2 separate regions of the Mus musculus genome follow, and region 1 is linked to region 2. The links are chromatin loops, found by intact Hi-C in ENCODE. Cell type or tissue: left cerebral cortex. All regions are shown on one strand. Links, peaks and the distances in the headings refer to the core of each region. The heading gives the core; the rest is flanking DNA. Region 1 overlaps Gabrb3 (gamma-aminobutyric acid (GABA) A receptor, subunit beta 3). Region 2 has its middle 2.9 kb from the start of Gabra5.

Evidence for each region. Peaks named below come from ENCODE experiments on the same cell type or tissue, not always from the same donor. Only the 100,000 strongest peaks of a DNase experiment are listed, where the experiment ranks them.
Region 1: it touches region 2 in a loop (3.0-fold over the local background); 3 of 42 quality-filtered maps call a loop at or near these places.

Annotation. Positions count from the first base shown.
Region 1 is chr7:57,821,203-57,826,576 of GRCm38, reverse strand. It overlaps Gabrb3 (gamma-aminobutyric acid (GABA) A receptor, subunit beta 3), which reads right to left. Exons shown (of 9, transcript NM_008071.3): 9 at 1-2,159. The coding sequence ends at 1,818. Among named protein-coding and RNA genes, the nearest start is that of Gm23911, 180 kb to the left of the region's middle. In left cerebral cortex, for the core only: no CTCF peak of the experiment used is centred there; a DNase peak (open chromatin) is centred at 2,589.
Region 2 is chr7:57,510,213-57,515,602 of GRCm38, reverse strand. It overlaps a transcript of Gabra5 not described here. Among named protein-coding and RNA genes, the nearest start is that of Gabra5, 2.9 kb to the right of the region's middle. In left cerebral cortex, for the core only: a CTCF peak has its summit at 2,459 (motif pointing left); a DNase peak (open chromatin) is centred at 2,432; H3K4me3 peaks cover 18 bases.

The DNA.
Region 1 (5,374 bases), core at 375-5,374, 310 kb before region 2:
TCAGTAACTGTCCCTCACACGGATTTTGTGGATTTAGGTTTTATTTAATATTAGGTTTTGAACAGTCAGACTCCCACATATTAGAGATTGCAATGGCCACCGAAAAATCAAGTAGTGTCAGTCCATGGTGACTGTCCACATGCCTCCTGGGGAGGGTGGTGGTGCTGCCTGCCTATGTGGAAAAACGATGGCGCCAGACTTGAAGGTGCCGCGTGTGTGGGATTTGGGGGTTATTAATTTAGCAGTTCTTTACTGCTTGTCGTTTTTTATCCTGTCTTCCAAATGCTTCGCTGTGACACCCGTTTACATAACTGCAGTCGGTTTATGGATGCCTGTGATAGAAATAGTTTACAAAAAATATATCATCTTTGTTTTTCTTTAGAAAGAGCTCATCTAAATACTAAGTTAAGGTTGCATCTATGAAACCGGTGCACCTTGTCTTGTTTCTACGAGCTTTAAAAAGTCCAAATCCTGATGAGGCTGTGGATCAGAAGGAACCAAAAGAGACTATTTGTGTCAGGTTGCTCTCCTTGCCTCAGAAACGGTCATGGGTTGTTGTGTGGTGTGTAGACTGGAAGTGTTCCTGCAGAATTCTAGTCAGTCTAGGAGGAGCTGGGTGTGCTTATGAGATATGTCAGTACATAAATAAAGGCTGTGAAGATTTTTAAGTTTCCAAAAGTGAACAGTAGAAACATTTTAGATTCAATCCTAACTTCTAGATAACAGAAAATAGTTACATCACAGAATGAAAAATATGACGTTGCATGCTGCCATGATAGCAAGCAGAAGAAACAAAATCTTGGTAATATATGTAGGTATGCATATTATGCAAATATATTTATATTAACATACAATGTTATAAGAATGGTAACATAACTGCAAGGGGGAAACCACTCTAGATGGTTTTACCTTAGAGTAACAAAGAACCTGAGACGTCTATGCTTCCAGTTAAATAGCAGACCTAGAAATCTGGATGAGATGTGGAGCACACTTCTAGCGATTGAATGTCATTATCAAAATGTGCCACTGTGTTCCCACATGACAGTTAAGCTGGACCCACTTAATGTTAACAGAAATCTCCCATGTATATGGGATGGTGGAGTACTTAAAACGGGACACCGTTTATTCCCAGTGAGTTTTTCAAGATGACTATTCAGACACCAGCGTAGGAGCTACCTACCAGTAAGAGTCAGGTAAGTGCACTGCCAGTGACTCATCTCATATGCTAACCCACTACAGAAAAACACACCTGATGAAACAAGCCCATCACAGAGAAGCCAACAAGCCTCGGTTGCAAACTGAGAGGGTATGAGGTGTACAACTACGGCTGTGGGAGTTCCCAAAGATTAACTAAGAATTCCTTTTGGATTTTTAAGCGAAAATATCTAACTTATGATAATAAAAGACACACTTTGGGATGACTGTGTTTCACGCCCTCATTCTTGAGGCATAATATTTAGATACTTGTCCCTTTCAATTAAAAAAAGAAAGAAAAAGCTATGAGTTTCTTTAATATGCATCCTGTGTTAAATTGTCCATAGTTGCAAAATGTATGGTATGTATGCGTATTTGTTTTATGTACACAGATACTCTTATCTGTGTCCTTGAACATATACACATACATTCTCATATACACGTGTATTTTATATATATGCTGAGAAAGTTCACATATATATACACAATTGTGTGTGTGTCCGTGTGTGTGTGTGTGCGTATGTGTGTGTGTGTTTGTATGTGTACTGGTATAAAAACTTGACAGGCAGGGTAATATTTCACTCAGTGTTAAATGAAGTCTTTGAAAAATCAAGTACAGTCACTCAGTTAACATAGTACAGCCAGTAAACTAAATTGAAGAGAGAAAAGGTGAATGGAAACACGATGCGGGACCATCTGTCTATGGCATTCACATCGGTTAGATCAGGGATTTTGATTTTGAGCTGTGAAGACCTCCTCCGTAGGTGGGTCTTCTTGTGCGGGATGCTTCTGTCTCCCATGTACCGCCCATGCCCTTCCTTGGGCATGCTCTGTTTCCTATACTGGATTCCTGAGTTGTCAAAGGATATTGCTGAATTCCTGGTGTCACCAACGCTGCCTGCAACCTCATTCATTTCATTGTGAACATCCATCGGTGCTAATAGGATATTCCCGTGAGCATCCACCTAATGGGAAGAAAATGTATACTCTTAGGAAGCTGGAATGCCTATCAAATTTTAATATGCAAGACCTGGACAGAATGCTGTTACACAATCATGAAACGTAGCTTATGAGAATCTGTATGTTAATTCCCTGTCTCATTTTATAGGAAAAATACTTTTTTGGAAATTTAAGTGCAGCTTTCAGAGTGTATTTCCCTTATCTGAAAGTTCTTATAGAGAAAGGAAAGGCAGCTTTACCAAATTGATATTTCACATTACACGATCCCTACTGAAGAGAAAACTGAAGTGTGAATCCCTTCCAGATTTTTACTTCTCTGTGAGTGACTGCTTATAATTGTGCATTGAATGGAAATGATATAGTACTCTCTGCCTTGTCTGCACTTCAACCTGTATCATCTAGATTTGGCAACGGCACAATACCCGTGTCACTCGGTCTCCCTTCCAAGTCACATGAGTATTGAATCATCAGACATCTCAACCAGAAATGGAGGTGAGCAGAGCACATGAAAGACTGTTGCAACAGAAGGCCTCATGCAGATAACTTTCATTTGGCTGTATTGTTAGGATTCCTCTTCTTTTTTTCCCCATGCCCTCATGTTAGTTTCTTACTTTGCCTACTGATAAGTTAAATTTTGTCTTAGGCATGAACTGATAGACTGGCAGCGTACATGTAACATATGCTGCCAGCTCTGGTTTCAAGTAGACACAGGGATTTCCTTAGGAAGTTAGCTTGTTCTATTTTGAATGTTTGCATTGGACCCCTGGGCAACCTCTGATAAGTATGCCTATCCTAGCCTGCTAGCCCTTTCTCTGATGATTTAAATTGCTAGATTACTGTGGGGAAGCACAGGGACAATCATGATGGTGTTCATGGTGACTATTGGGGTAGATCCAGATGTGGGTCTCTGCATAATGTGGCCCTAGCAGAAGTCCTCTTTTCCAAGAGCTATGTTTAAAGTAGCAAGTCTCTTTTCACAGTGAAGTCAACATAAAAATAATAAAGTTTTATTCTTTGTTAAATATAGATGCAGACCTTCCACTGCAATGCCATTGATGCATGTGTTTATTGGTTTGTCACAGAATGTTTCAGCAGCCTCCTTATGGCTGCGGGACCATGCAACTTGGGGAACCTGGGCTGGTGTCCCTGGTAAAGTTGCAGTTGGATCATACTATAGTTGCTACAGCCTGGTTCTCTGAGCTCTCCATAATCCCATCTGTGTCTATCCTTTTCCTGGAAGGCTGTACCCCCTTTTCCATTCTTTCTCCCTGGCCAGCCTTCTCCTTTGAGCACTATATTTTTAGTTGATGGATTTCTCCATAAACCTTTAGTTGTTTTATACAATGACTTATTGATATGCTAATTTGAGTCTTTCCAGCTTATAGATGGATATTCCTGTCTCTCACTAAAGGTGTTAAGCATAATGTGAAGGCTGTAAGTCAGGGAGGGGTATTCCTGACCCTTATTCAGGAAGAGATAGGGAACCACGTGAAGAAACACTGAGCAGGTTAAAGAGCCCAAAATCACAGCTACCAACTGCAAAGTATCCAAGGCTCAGGAAGGGATACATATAGTAGAGGCCACCCAGGCTCCTGCCAGTGAGTTGATCACACTCCGGTTTGAAAATACCTCTCAAGGTAACTTAACTATCTGCTACTATTGGTCAATTCTCATGTGCCACAGCTTGTGAGCTGGTTACAAGGGGACTTTGTAGATGTAATTAAGGGTACAGCCCTCAAGATAGTTCATTTTAAATTGTTCGATGGGCACAATATCATCATATATTCTTTTCTAACTATAAGTAGAGAACATTTCTAGCTAGAAGCAGAAGTCAGCAGACAAATATCTGCCTAAAAGGTCAAATTGCTTTTTGTAGGAAGATCTGCAGGAGTAAGTTCATTACGAAGGAATAAGACAGCCCACAGGAACAATGACTGACCCCAGATAACAGTCAAGCAAATTCTATAACACAAGGACATACTTGCCCAGCCACCTCATTGTGCAGTGCTATCAGAACAACTTTGGTTTTAGTCTGTATGATAGAGGCAGACCTATCCTTCCCCTTCTCTTCTGGTACTTTTTACCTAGAAGATGTCTGCCAAAATTGAGCTCTGTTTTACCCTGTTAAATTTGTTTTAATTTGCCATAGCAACTCTATTAAAAAAAAAAAAAAAAGAAAAGAAAAAGAAAAAGAAAGAAAGGAAAACCCTATAGGATGAGGGAAAACATGAGATTTGCATTTGCCTACTATATAAAAGACCACAGGTGAAAAAGATATTTTTTAGGCCAAAGTATGAAGCACATCAAAGACCCAAGAAATCCAGCTAGTTTCTGATACATTCTATGCCTGTTGGTGGGTGGAGTGTGTGCTGCTTTTTCTCTGTTATTGTCATGTTTTCACCATATAATGTTAATAATCAGGACACTTGTTCATGAATGTGAAGATAGATGAGAGCCTGGGCTAAGTAAGGGTTTCTGTTTGTCATGCTAAGAAACTCCAACCCTATGTTTTTAGAATAAAACATAAAACATAATCTCTAAGCAGAAAAAAAATGATATAGAGTACGTGTCAAAAGGATCAAGAAGAAAAGCTGAATGTGAGACGGGACAAGGGAGTCCATCATATAGGTCTCCCTGGCCAATAGCAGTCAGAAAAGAGACCCTAAAGGACAGACAGATGACCTTTTCTGCTTTTGTTCTCTGGGTGCTTACTACAACTGTAGCAGCAGAAGTTCTGTACTTTGTTGATTCTGTTTTGTGTTTGTTTTGTTTTCTGTTTTCTGAAGCAGAGTCCCAGTCTAGCCCTGGCTAACTAACAACTCAGTCTGGAGCATAAAATGGATTCAAACTCATGGTAGTACTTTTTCTTCAGCCTCCTATGTGCTTGAATTGCAGGTTTGAGTCACTAAGCTTGACATTTATCTTGGAAGTTATAGGAAAGGAGAGAGAGGAGAGACCCCACCTAGACTTGATAGCTGAGAGTTATATCTTAACCTTACAGGGACTGAGAAATTAGGATTGAATAGGACTTTGTATTTTCTCTCTACGTTTTTATTTGTATTCTCTTTTTCCCTGGATTGATCAACAATAAACTCCTTTCAATTAAAAGATGTTTGTTTGTCTTCAGAACCAGGAAGACTTCCAGAGACGTCAAACTGAGTTGTTAGTGGTTAATTATTAGTTGTTAATAGTTCAAGCAGGAAGAGATAGCCAAAGCCAC
Region 2 (5,390 bases), core at 241-5,240:
GAAACACCTGTCAGGCTGAAATTCTTCATAGGGAAGATGATCTTTCAAAAGTGATTCTAAAAGAAATACTCTTTCAAGTAACGCATGCTCACAGAATTTATTGTAAAAGATCTGTTATATAGAAATGATAAAAATAAAGTTTATCTGAGAATAATCATTAAAATGATTCTCAATAGAAACTTTCTCTTTTGAAAATCTATTAAACATTAATTGTTAGTCTAAAAATTAATTGGCAGACTATAGAATTAACACTACCAAGTAGGACAGGAAAGAACAGTGGGTTGATGTGAAAGATTCTTATTCTACATGACTTCTCTGTTCACATACTGCCATACACACTTAAGTATAAGAAAGCCTTTGTCAGTTGTATCATCTCAGAAATAAAAAGGGAGAATGTTACTTGGGGTAAACAGAAAGACCCGAAGGTTATCTGTTAAACCTTGCAAACACCGTTTTATATATAAAAATAATAATAATAAGCCAAGACAGATTTCACTGAACCAAAAAATGAATACAAGATGAGGAAAAAATAGACATTTCAACAGCCCTAATCAACTCTAATTCCAGAGTTACAATAGAGAGCCCAGGCTATGTTGCTTGGAGTTGCCCACTCCAGGGTAAGTGAGCAGATCTGGGCAAGAATGTGGAATGTGACAATGTAATCAAATCTGTGCGATTTTTTTTCCATTTTGTAAATGGAACCTAGAAATCTCAACATATGCATCCATCTATTCATTGATATAAAAATCTAGCTTTAAAATACTATCTCTATTTTAAACCAATCCCAGCTAATTACAGAATGGCTCATTTATATGTAGTTTTCAAATGACTAGTTTCACCACTCAGATTTAAATAACGCAAAAATCAAAGAAAATAAATACCAGATTGAAGACAGGCACCGTGTGCTTTCTCCCCACCCCTGCCTTGCTGTCTGTCTTCTTTTGCCCCTGCTGCCCATATGCATTGTCAGGTTCAATCCACTATTGCTTCCCTACAAATGTGACTGCATCTCCTATGTCAGTCTTGCCCTTTCTGTTTCCTTAACAATCAAATCATCTTCCATGTGCTCAGAGTGCTCATGTGTTGGCTGTGCAGACCTGTGATCGTCTCTCTCTGTCAGTGAGGTAGCTGCTGCAGAAGTGCATGCAGGGCTGCCCTGTGCTGCCTTGCTCACCTGTTTGCTGTTGGACTACATTTCTCTCCTCATGTTTGCTCAATGATAGTTGCCAATGTGATTCTTGCTTAGTCTGGTACTTGTGACATCAGAGCTCTTTAGAAGCATCTAAAACTTTTAGGAATAAATCATTTCCTTCATCCGTGCTCATCTCCTGCCCAAGCCCTGTACACCCAGCTCAGGTCATCTGTGACATTACCTTGCACTGGAGTCTTTATAATAACACAAAGAAAATGTATAGTTTCATACTTGGGTTTCTCATTCCACACATGTGGACTCTTAGCTTGCAGTGTACTGCATGCCTCAACCAGGCTCTGCTTCATGGGCAATCACTGATGATTGACATGCTATGCCCTTAAGTCGATCTACTTTATAATTTGGAATATGTCCACACAGTGTAGTAATAAATGTATGCACTGTCTCCTGCAGTCTCATCCTCTGTCCTTGTGTGGGGTTAGGAACTCTTAAAGTTCACCCCTTCAACAAATTTTAAATATCCAACACGATGTTGCTAGTTAGTGTTACAGTGCTCTCTCTCTCTCTCTCTCTCTCTCTATATATATATATATATATATATATATATATATATATATATATATATATATATATATATATTCCTACTCACATATACACATATGCACACAGACATATCCATACACACATAACCACATATGTATGGTGACATACTAATACAACATCTATATCCCATGCAAGCTGATCAGTTTCTTTTCCTTTGAGCTATATTTCCATGCCTGCTCCCATTTGGGGTATATATCTAAAAAATTTCCATAATGCTCATTTTGAAAAGGTATCTATGCCTCCATGTCCATTTGAACATTTTTCATAATAGTCACAATATGGGAGTTAACATAAGTGTCTGCTGATCATTGAAAGCATAAAGAAAAATGTATAAATTATTTGAAATATTCTCTAGCATTAACAATGAAGGATGTCCTGATGTTTGTAACAACATGGATGACATGACAGAGACGCTAAGTAAAATGAGCCAGGCATTGAAAGAAAGATTCCACATAGGCTCACTAATATGATGCACCTGTCATGTTTTAGGTAATGATTCTGCATCCACCTACATAAACACAGCTACCACTCAGCCTCTGTTGTACACGTATTATTGTATTATTGGGATACAGGGTCAGTACTTCTTTCAGTAAAATGTACCTCCATCCATTACACAGCTACTCTGAGAGCAACTATTTTAGGTTTTCACATTAGAAATAAAATGCAGAATGAGCCAACACGGGGGTTATGTGGAACTGGGGTGCCCTCTACTGTTTTCCAGACTTAAAGCTACGATGTTAAATTTCATTCAATAAAAGGAGAATTGCTAATGAACAAATAGGAATGTGGCCAATAGATCATTATTAACCAGGACAAACACTGCATCCAAAGTTACCCCAATTTGTTGAAAGAACATTACATAGATTTCTGGAATTGAATGTTTCTGTAAGCCTTGAGTTCTTGGTTATCATTCTTTCAGCTCCATCTATGTTGAATATTTTATAACTGTCTTATAACTGTGTTGAGTATCATGTAAACATTGCTGGGGAGAGTGTGACACCACTTCATCATAGGAAGGGAGAAGGAACTTAGGTAATATGATCACACACAAGGGTTTGGTTGGTGATGGCTTGATTTAGAGATAGTGTTGTAACCTAGGCTGACTTCAAAATCACAGCTCTCCTCCAGCTGCCCAGGTACTGGGCTTCTAGGTGTGTGCCCATACTCAGTTTCATTAGTTTTAAGTAATTGATCTTATTGATCATAATTTTCATTTTTATGTTTAAATGTGTTGTCATGAAAGGATGGCCCAAAACACTGAAATAGCGAATGTAGTCTGTCAAAAGAAAAGCTTGACAGTTAATATTTAGTTCATGGAGAATTAATATTCATTACTATGACTACACTATAAAATCAGGGTCACTCCCTTATACAGGAATTTACCATCACTAGGAAGAAGGAAGTTTCAGACCAAAGGAGGAACCAGAATAGATACTTAGAACTATAGCGAAGTTATACCCATACACATGTATTTACAATGGCCTAAGGGGAAGGTGGACTATACAATAGACTAAAATAGGAACTATGGCAAGTAGCCCTTGACCCTGGCTTCTAAGATTAGTGAATCTTAGGTAGAGCTCTTGTTTATCCCAGTTGTTAACAATAAATTCTATCCCAGGTAGTTCCCGTTAGACCTTTTGTGTTTGCATTCCTGTTTTATGTAAGATTCCGGTTACCTCATTTGTACCTTGCGAATATGTCACCCAACTTCCTTATTGTCTTCTGCATAAAAAGTCTGATGCTCAATTTGAAAAATACATCCAGATTCCACACGAAAAAAAAATATTCATTACTATGATAAATACAGAAGTTATTTCATTAGTACATGGTTTTGTTTTTTCCAAAATAGTCCTAGCCACTTTGTGCTCAGCTTTCCACTCACTAATTGTTTAAATCTTCCTGCTTGCATTATGCTGTTTAGTTAAGAGAATAGCAGATGCCTTGGCATTTGTAAATCTAGAATTAACACACAATAAGTGAAAAGCCTATTAAGCTAGTTATAATTTCAAATTGACTGTTTAAAAATTTGGTGATTTTAATTATTATGTTATATTTGCATCCACCATGATGAAAAAAAGTCAGAATAGACAAGTTGCAAGAAGAAAAGGTCCCTTTGAGGAGGAGTCCTAGGGATTTCCGTGGCATTGCCTCTGAGTTTGTGGCTAGTTAGTCCTCTGCAGCTGGGAGGGCAGGGTTTCAGGATGGTGCTCATCAGGAGCAACCAGTAAAAGGAGGGGTTGCCCTCTATTCCCTTTCAAGGGTACACTTCTGATGGCCCAGCACCTAACACCACTCCCCACCTGCCTCACTAGCAGGTAATCAAGACTCTAGAACCCGAATCTTCAGGGGACCTTCAGAATCTTAACTATAGACTACTCAGGGAACTTTATCCTAGTGGCACATCTTCAGAGAACTCAGCAAATGGAGAAATCCATGTGTGCAATTTATCCATCTTAGAAAAGCCACTTGAATGAATGAATATGTTCTATCAAGAAGAATCCCTTGTCTCAGAGTCATTTAAGACTATGGCTAACTATATAGTCATGGTAAGCTCTATTACATGTGTGCAAAAAAGGTAATACTTATATCCTGTTTCTGAAATAATTTTACAGGTTCTCATTTTGGAAAAATCAGAGTTTCTATAATGTGTAAAAGTGCCATTAAGTACTTTGGCCCAACTGGAGAATGGGTAGAGGCTTGGGTGGGCTTTTCTGCTCAGCGCTGTTAAAGAAGGATCCAACAGGGAGAGAGAGATTTGACTGTTCGTGCTGTCACTTAGAAGTCACTGAACAGTCTGTGCCCCACAAAATTTGCAACACCGAAGCAAACCCCAGGATTTCGATTCAAGTCTTTTCTGGTGTTTTGTTTTGTTTTGGACAGGTTAGCATGGATACCAGGAGGGCATAGAACTCAGTAGACTGCACAATAACCTTGAGCTTCTGCTCTTCCTCCTGGGTTCTGGGATTGCAGGCATATGCCAACAGTGCGGGGATTACATAGCGCAGGGAATGGAACCCAGTGCTTTCTGTACGCTAAGCAAGCTCTAAGCTTACTCCAGTGGAAACAACACACTGCAGTAGAGAAAGGAGCTGCCTCCGCGTCCAGTTTGTGTAACATTTGAAAGGGCCTTTTCTTCCCAGTCGTAATTGGTCCTGGCTGCCCTTGTCTCGCATAAACTATGATACTGACATTGGACCAACACGTTAATCAACCGCAAGTGCCCGCTGAGAAGGTAATATCTTCCTTCCAGCCCCCAGAGGGGCACAGAAAAGCTTTGCACCGCCTGTGACCTACTTTTATATCTGCGACCCCATACTCTGTATCTGCATTAAGGATGCTATAGCTTATCAAGGAATGAGTCTTCACTAACGTCCTAAACATGCACTGCTATTGTGAAAGGGTTTCACTGTAAGATCCAGCAATAATTACTCTTCGTGAATTAAATGATGAGGGTTCTCTTGCACCAGTTTCTTTCTGAAAAGAATGGCTGGGTAAATTCAAGGTTGCTCCTGAGTTAGAACAAAAAGTGCTGGCCATCCTACCTGACATAAGCATCCACCTAGGTTACAGATGCTGATGTCAGTCCCCACACCTTGCCTCCTCTGTCCTAAAAGGTGACTAGCGATTATTCCAGGGG